Linked DNA regions of Mus musculus: region 2 is linked to region 1. A link is a contact called in ENCODE Hi-C or POLR2A ChIA-PET data. All regions are on one chromosome and are shown on one strand. The core of a region is the stretch at or near the end of the contact, and the rest is flanking DNA. Distances in the headings are between cores, read along the strand shown. Region 1 holds the start of Trmt112 (tRNA methyltransferase 11-2). Region 2 holds the start of Fkbp2 (FK506 binding protein 2).

Region 1 (3,584 bases), core at 338-2,837:
ATTATTGCCCCCCCTTGAAGCAATAACTCCAAGCAGGCTCCAGCCCCTGGACCCCAGGGGTGGCCAGGGCCCCCTATCAGCTCCCACCTCAAGGGGTGGGGGACAGCACTGCCTCTATGCCCTGCAGAGCAATAACACTATATTTATTTTTGGGTTTGGCCAGGGAGGCGCAGGGCCATGGGGCAAGCCAGGGCCCAGAGCCCTTGGCTGTACAGAGACTCTATTTTAATGTATATTTGCTGCAAAGAGAAACCGCTTTTGGTTTTGAACCTTTAATGAGAAAAAAAATATACTATGGAGCTCAAGTACACGGTGGTCGGTGAGTCACTGGGGGGAGTTTGGGGGTCACACATGACACGTCTATTTAACAGACCGTACAACAGAAACACACAGTCAACAAAATACCAAAGTGGCGGCTAGCAAGGTTACGTCTCAGTCTCCTCATCATTCAACAGCATATTGGGGATCCCGCGGCTGATGGGGAAAAGACGACCAGATTCTGGGCATTGCAGGGTGCCCTCCAGTACATCAACCTGCAGGGGAGCAGGACAAAGCTAAGCACCGGTAGCCTCAGTGGGAGGTCTGGGCAGGCGATGCCCAAGGATTCTCACCTCAAGCAACACGTGGTGCATCTTCCTCAAAAATGTCTCGTCGTGCTCATAGCCTTCAGTCGGCTCTTTGGGTACCTCGGCCAAGTTTAACTGTGGAAAGGAAGCGTACGTGGTCAGTGGGCACACGAACACCGAGGCCGTCCGGGCAGGGAAGAGGCTCAGAGCCTGAGCCCGCCCCCAAGGGGCGACAGAAGGGGCGGGGTCCTTACGGTGTCCGCTGCCTGCACAAGCGCCGCCCACTCCACTTTGGGGATCATCCGCGCCACGAACTCCGGGTTGAACTCCACGGGGTTGATGCGGACCTCAGTGGCCTGCGGGGGGGGGGGGGCGGTAAAAAGGTTTAGCGAGGTAGGTCCGGGTCCCGGAGGCTCCACCCTGAACTATATGGGCGATGAACCCTTGTGCAGTTACCTGCAGGCGCAGCGGGAAGCCACGCGTGCCCACGCCCCGCACATGGGAGCTTAGGAGATTGTGGGTGAGCAGTTTCATGTTGTCACAGCGGAGCGCGTGAGGCCGGAACCGGAAGGAGTCCACACTTCTCCTTTCTACCACTTCCGCTTTGAAGCCGTTGAACTCTTCGCCGGACCGGAAGTGGCCGACTTAGGGGACCTTTTGGGGGGCTTGGCGGCAGCCGAGATCGGAAGGACTGTGTTGGGTCACGTCCTGGTACCGGAAGCGTTTCTCGGGGAGACTGCAAAGGCTTACGCCGAATCCCGCTCGCTGAAGAGAGTACACACTATGCAAGTCACGTGTAAACCGGCTGCGTTACGGCGCAGGTAAAACGAACACATTTGAGGCTCAGCCAGATCATCCCCGACCTCTGTTTGCGGCTATGGGTCACGAACTGTCACGTCGGTAAACCAGGCACCTCTTTCTGCGATTGAAGAAGGTGTGCGAGCCCTGAGAGCCCCGCCGCGTCGTAGTGCGTCACGGCCCTGCCCCTCTAAGCCGGCGCTGTGGCTGCGACGTGGGACGTGCGGCGTGGGCGGAGCTGTCCCTGCATCCACCTCCTGTGGGCAGAGCCATCTGCGGGTGGGCTGCGGCAGCGGGGCGGGTATGCTACAGCTGGGGCTTCGAGTCCTGGGCTGCAAAGCCAGTTCTGTGCTCCGTGCATCGACGTGCTTGGCAGGCAGAGCAGGCCGGAAAGAAGCAGGTTGGGAGTGTGGCGGAGCCCGCAGCTTCAGCAGCTCCGCGGTGACCATGGCCCCGATCAAGGTGACCGGTTTTACCTTTCCTGGGTCCAGCCTATCGCGTCTCTTTGGGTTCCACGCGGGGTCTCGGGCTGTCCTCCTTGACGTTTCTTCTTGTCATGTTTTTTGTAAGACCCTGTCTCTGCTTCTCCGTCCTGGGACATTTCTTGAGCTGCCCTCTCACATCTATGCCACGTCCAGGGACAAGTCCCCACCATTTTCAAGCGACCGAATGCTATGTCATTTCCCACATTCTTAAAATGCCTCTTTTGCCGCTTGGCAGCTTTTCCAACCCTTTCCCCAAAGCCCCAGCACTTTTGTGATTGTACTAAACTCCATTTCATCTCATCTTTTGAAAGAGCCATGGTCCCTTGGGGACCTGGGTTGATCTTTTCCACTTCTGTTTCCACTCTATGTATGCTCACCCCGATCCCGCCCTTCTGTTTGATCTTTCTGGGAATTCTTGAACCTATCCCCTCTCCTGTTTTTGGACTTAATTTTTAGAGAAAGAGAGAGGGAGGGAGAGAGGAAGGGAGGGATGGAGGGAGGGAAGGAAGGGGGGGGGCACACAGAGACAGAGGTTGACTTACTATATAGTCTTGGCTGGCCAGGAACTTGGTGTGTAGACCAGACTGGCCTCAAACTCCTAGAGATCTGTCTGACTCTGCGTCCCGAATGTTAGGATTAAAGGCCCTTTATAAAAAGAAGAAAAAAGAAAAACTTTTAAACATGTACTTAGTGTGTGTGTTTGGTAACAGGCATGTGAGTGTGGTGGTCAGAGGACAATTTTCTCAGGAGTCAGTTCTATCTACCATGTCGCTTGTGGGGCTAGAGCTCAGTTGACCAGGCTTGGTGGTGGGCACCTTTACCTACCCACCTCAGCCTTCCTTTCCTCTTGTGGCTCTGAAAGCCCCCAGGTGGGCTGACACTTCCCACCGACCCCAAGAGCCTACATCCTGAACATTTTGGCTTACATAGCTAACCTGGTTTTCCAAAGTGTTTCTCCTGGTGTGTGGATAGGATTTTTCTTCCTGCCTGTTACCAGGCGGTTTCTCAACCCCAAACATAGCCCTCTGTACCCCTCCTCTGTGCATTGACCCATCTTGGGTGGCTTGTTTATACAGTATTGCAACACTTGAGAAGGCCTCTCCCTTTCTCTGTTGCCACCAACTGGCCTTAAGCAGAATCAGTCATGTAGGATGTGGGGCAGGCAGGACATACAGGAGAGCGAGGACAGAAATGGACCCCTGAACCGCCAGGCACTTTTTCTGCTGGGTGTGAGCACTGGCTCCATCAAGGTCTATCTGTGTGGCTGTGGTTCACTAGTCTCTCTTCACTCTGTTTTACCCTGGAGTCTTTTTCTCCAGGTGGGAGATGCCATTCCCTCAGTGGAGGTATTTGAAGGGGAACCGGGAAAGAAGGTGAACTTGGCAGAGCTGTTCAAGGGCAAGAAAGGTGTTTTGTTTGGAGTCCCTGGGGCATTTACACCTGGCTGTTCTAAGGTGAGACTTCTCCTTTCGAGAATCAGAAACTGGGGACCAGGAGTGTGGGAGAAAAGAACCCACATTAAATCTGATAGCTCTGATTGACGCTGGTGGTGGAAGCCCTTGGGACTCGGGCTAATGAGACAAAAGATTTGCCTATGGTCTTGACCATACACCCTTAGGTCCAAGCTTCCTAGTAGCCAAGGCAAAAAGGAAGTGGCCAGTTTCACACTGGTTTCCTTACCCTGGTCAGGGATGTTAGGAAATAGGGGGAGCAGGCTGAGCAACTGCAGTTGCTC
Region 2 (3,584 bases), core at 561-3,060, 71 kb before region 1:
CCCTGGCCAGAAATTAAGGAGACCTAGACCATAAGAACTGCTTCCCAGATTCACATGGCAAGAATAGATAATTGCCACCAAACGGAACCCTCTTGGCTCTCAACTAGTGTGAGGTTTTTTTTTTTGTTTTTGTTTTTAATATATATAATAATATATATATATAATAGGAGGTATCACCCACTTTCTCTGTTGAGTATACACTTGCAATATTGTTCCTTGTGGCTGCCCCTTTCATGCCTCAATCCTGCCTTCATATGACTGGAAAGCCTTTTTTTTTTCTTTCTTTTTTTCAAGACAGGGTTTCTCTGTATAGCCCTGGCTGTCCTGGAACTCACTCTGTAGACCAGGCTGGTCTGGATTTTGAACTCAGAAATCCACCTGCCTCTGCCTCCCAAGTGCTGGGATTAAAGGCATGCGCCACTAATGCCCGACTGGAAAGCCTTTTTAAAGAAACACACCCAGAGTCTTCTCCACCTACAATCCCTGGCATCCCAGGATTCATCAGCTGCTGTTTGAGATTCCTAACCTACTTGGTCCAGGCTCAGTGTCTACCCTTCTCCACTGTCCTGGGTAGTGTGGGAAGGCTAGCGAAGCACCAAGGCTTTGGCCTGCTACAGAACATTCAGGGACAGAAGTAACTGAAAGTAGCCGCCCTAATGAAGGGACTGACACTGAGGTCATGATCTTGGTGGTATCAAAGCAGGAGTAGGGTAAACTAAAGAATTCCTCAAGATGATGATCATCACATAATTACTTACCCATCCATGAGAGTCTCACATAGCCTGCATGACCTTAAACTTCCTGGCTTCATACATGTTTGGCAAATATTACTGATTTACTGCATCTTCAGCCCTGATGCTGCTTTTGAACTTTCTCTTTTAAGAAAATGTCTCCTGTATCCTAGGCTGACTCAGAATTCTTCATGTAGCTGGAATGTCCTTGAATTTCTGATCCCTCTATATCTACCTCTAGAGTGTTGACATTACAGTCATGGGACAGCACACCATTTTTTATCATGTTTAAATAACTTTCTCAGCAGTGATATTGGTGATCATGCTCTGGCTCAGTGAAGGTTAGGATTTGAGAGCTAAACATTCAGAACCCACTAAGCTTCATCAGATATGCAGTATGCTTCTCTTGGGGTCAACATCATGATTATCTTCCATTGGTATCTGAATAAATGGTCTTAGCAGGGCAAACGGCCTAAGACGGGTATGAAATCACTAGACTCCATAGCCTAACTCAGGTTTGGCTTCCTCTAAATTTCAGGATCTTTAGGTTAGAGAATGTGTCTCCTGGGCAGTGAATGATAGACCTGGCCCAGGAGACGTTTGTTCACCCACAGATGAGACTTGACACTGTAGACCACAAGATGAAAGGGGTCCGCATAGCTCAGGGCCATGTGGTATGGGTGTCATAGAGCGCACCACCAAAAGAACGAACTTAGTCAAGGTCACGCAGCCAGCCAAGAAATGAAAGAACTAAGATTCAAATCCGGGTTGTCGCTCCGAACCCCTAGCCTCTTCCCACAACAACTACCCAAAGGCGTGCCGGTCAGGAAGTCAGCACGGTGCCTGCTAGAACCCCTCCAGGCGCGTGCAGTCATACTTGCTTGACCATGTCACCTTGGCTGGAACTGCCTTCTGTCTCTCGGACACAACTTTTGCCAAACTAGACCCGGAATCTGAACCCCGGAAGTGACGTTGTCACGCAGTCACTCAGGAGGCAGGGCCAAATGAGAAGCCCCGCCCATAGATGCAGCAGCGGGTTTTGGACGGTCCAATGAGGGCGGGCAGCGTGTCCCGCCCTGTAGCGACGAAGACGCGCCTGCGCAGAAGTGACAGCACGAGCGGGATTGGCTCCGGGGGCGCGGCGAGGAGGTGAGCGGGGGGCCACAGCCCAGGCTGGGGGATCCGGGTGCAGGAGGGCAACCTGGGGCAGGCCGGCCTGAAGCGGGCCGGAGTCCGCGTGCCAGCCAGGGGCAGCAAACGAAGGAATTGGGGCTGGGGTCCGGCCTCTGGCAATGCCGCAGGGGGCGGGCTCTCACGCCGTACGGGGCGGAGCCCTGGGGCTCGGGGCGGGGCGCGGAACAGCGGTGGGAGGGACAACGGAGCCAGTGCGAGTTGAGGGCGGAACCCAGTGGCCCATAGCTGGAGTAGGAGGCGTGGGGGGCGGGGCTTGGGGTTTAGAGGAGGAGCTGGAGCAGGTGGAAAGTGGAGCCTTTGGCTCGGAGACAGAGGGCGTGAGATCCCAGTCGTTGGAGGTGGGACTTCAGTCAGTGAGTGGCGTGGCCCCTCTGCTGGAGACTAGGTCTAACATTGCGGAGGGTGGAGCTGCAGGTCAGGGGGCGGAGCTTCACGCCGTAAAGGGTGGGGCCAAGGAGCCTTGCGCAGAGCTAAGCTTGAGCTATGGCCGGGGGCGTCCACGCGGGGGCGGTCTCCGTGGTGGCCGCGCCTGGGGTCGCGGTAGACCGAGAACTCCCCCTGGAGAGGTGGTGTGGGTGGAGCGAGCTCGGCGCCCTGCTGACTCTGAGCCAGTTTGGGTTCCCCGGAGGCCCCCAAGAGCTCAGAGTTGGGGAGGTGCCCCTGGTGGAGGAGGCACGGGGCCGGACTGGGGGGTGCCCCCGGAGGACCGGGGCTCCTCAGAGCCACCTAGTGGAGATGTGTGGGTGCCTCGGGGCCGAACACCTGCAGCAGCCGCAGATGTGTGGGTGTGCTGGACAGGGGGCAGCTGGGTGTGGCGGGAGTGGGGTCGTCCAGTCGGGACAAATCCGGTGCAATCAGATAGGGTTTGGACTTTGCGTAAAGGGGCTAGCGGGAACTGAAGAACGGAGATGGGGACTGGGAGGGAGAGAAGGTCAGGTAGTGAGCAAAGGGAGGGGGCACTGGCTGCTGTGGCCTCCCCTGACCCCCTCCCCTCGCTGCTGGGGTCCTCGGTCAAGCCCCCTTCTCACTGGACTGGTAAGTGTGGCTACAGAGCCCAGGGGAGGGGGTGGTGACCCAGGACTGTGGGATTCCCCAGAAACAGGCAAGATATAATGGGGAGTTGGCGTCCTCCTGATACAGACTGAAGACGTCCCATGACTCCACCCCCCAGTTTTTTGGTTGGGGGTGGGGTGGCCTTTGCCTACAGAGACATGAGGCTGAGCTGGATCCTGACAATACTGTCCATTTGCCTGAGTGCCCTGGCAGCAGCCACGGGGGCCGAAGGCAAACGGAAGCTGCAGATTGGAGTGAAGAAACGTGTGGACCACTGTCCTATCAAGTCTAGAAAGGGAGATGTCTTACACATGCACTACACGGTAAGTGTCAGAGTGGAGCAGCCTCTGGGGCTTTGGCAGGTTTCAGGACCTGAAAGGACTTTGGCATCTGTTTTTTCTCAGCTAGGTAGATAACCTCAAACACATCTATCCCCCTTTGACCTCTAAGCTCCTTCCCACGATTCTATCTTGCTTTTCAGTTTACTCAGCTAGATATCAGCATCCAAATTAACACACATGAGCTACCCAAGGCATTGGCCCTGGGGCTGTGGTGGGGAGACTAGCTGGGTGGAAGGGTTGTGGACTTGTCACCTCTCCTTACTAG

What was found. Hi-C counts contacts between places; a loop is a spot of excess contacts on that map. ChIA-PET counts read pairs that join two places held with the same protein, here RNA polymerase II (POLR2A).
Region 2: a loop to region 1 is called in a map of T-helper 2 cell, with 2.3 times the contacts of the local background. The contact joins the promoter of Fkbp2 here to the promoter of Trmt112 in region 1. A Hi-C loop is called at or near these places in 1 of 37 maps with a recorded cell type or tissue (T-helper 2 cell). POLR2A ChIA-PET finds 5 or more read pairs at or near these places in 3 of 5 experiments (Patski and embryonic stem cell).

What each region holds. Positions count from the first base shown.
Region 1 is chr19:6,907,701-6,911,284 of GRCm38, reverse strand. Trmt112 (tRNA methyltransferase 11-2) reads right to left here and starts at 1,587. Exons shown (of 4, transcript NM_001166370.1): 1 at 1,023-1,587; 2 at 821-922; 3 at 612-701; 4 at 257-533. The coding sequence starts at 1,100. The coding sequence ends at 426. It overlaps Prdx5 (peroxiredoxin 5), which reads left to right and starts at 1,179. Exons shown (of 6, transcript NM_012021.3): 1 at 1,179-1,826; 2 at 3,169-3,303. The coding sequence starts at 1,668. It overlaps Esrra (estrogen related receptor, alpha), which reads left to right. Exons shown (of 7, transcript NM_007953.2): 7 at 1-308.
Region 2 is chr19:6,978,690-6,982,273 of GRCm38, reverse strand. Fkbp2 (FK506 binding protein 2) reads left to right here and starts at 1,810. Exons shown (of 6, transcript NM_001166368.2): 1 at 1,810-1,880; 2 at 3,133-3,301. The coding sequence starts at 3,137. LOC114841036 (Uncharacterized protein LOC114841036) reads left to right here and starts at 1,834. Exons shown (of 6, transcript NM_001370419.1): 1 at 1,834-2,960; 2 at 3,133-3,301. The coding sequence starts at 2,024. The coding sequence ends at 2,824.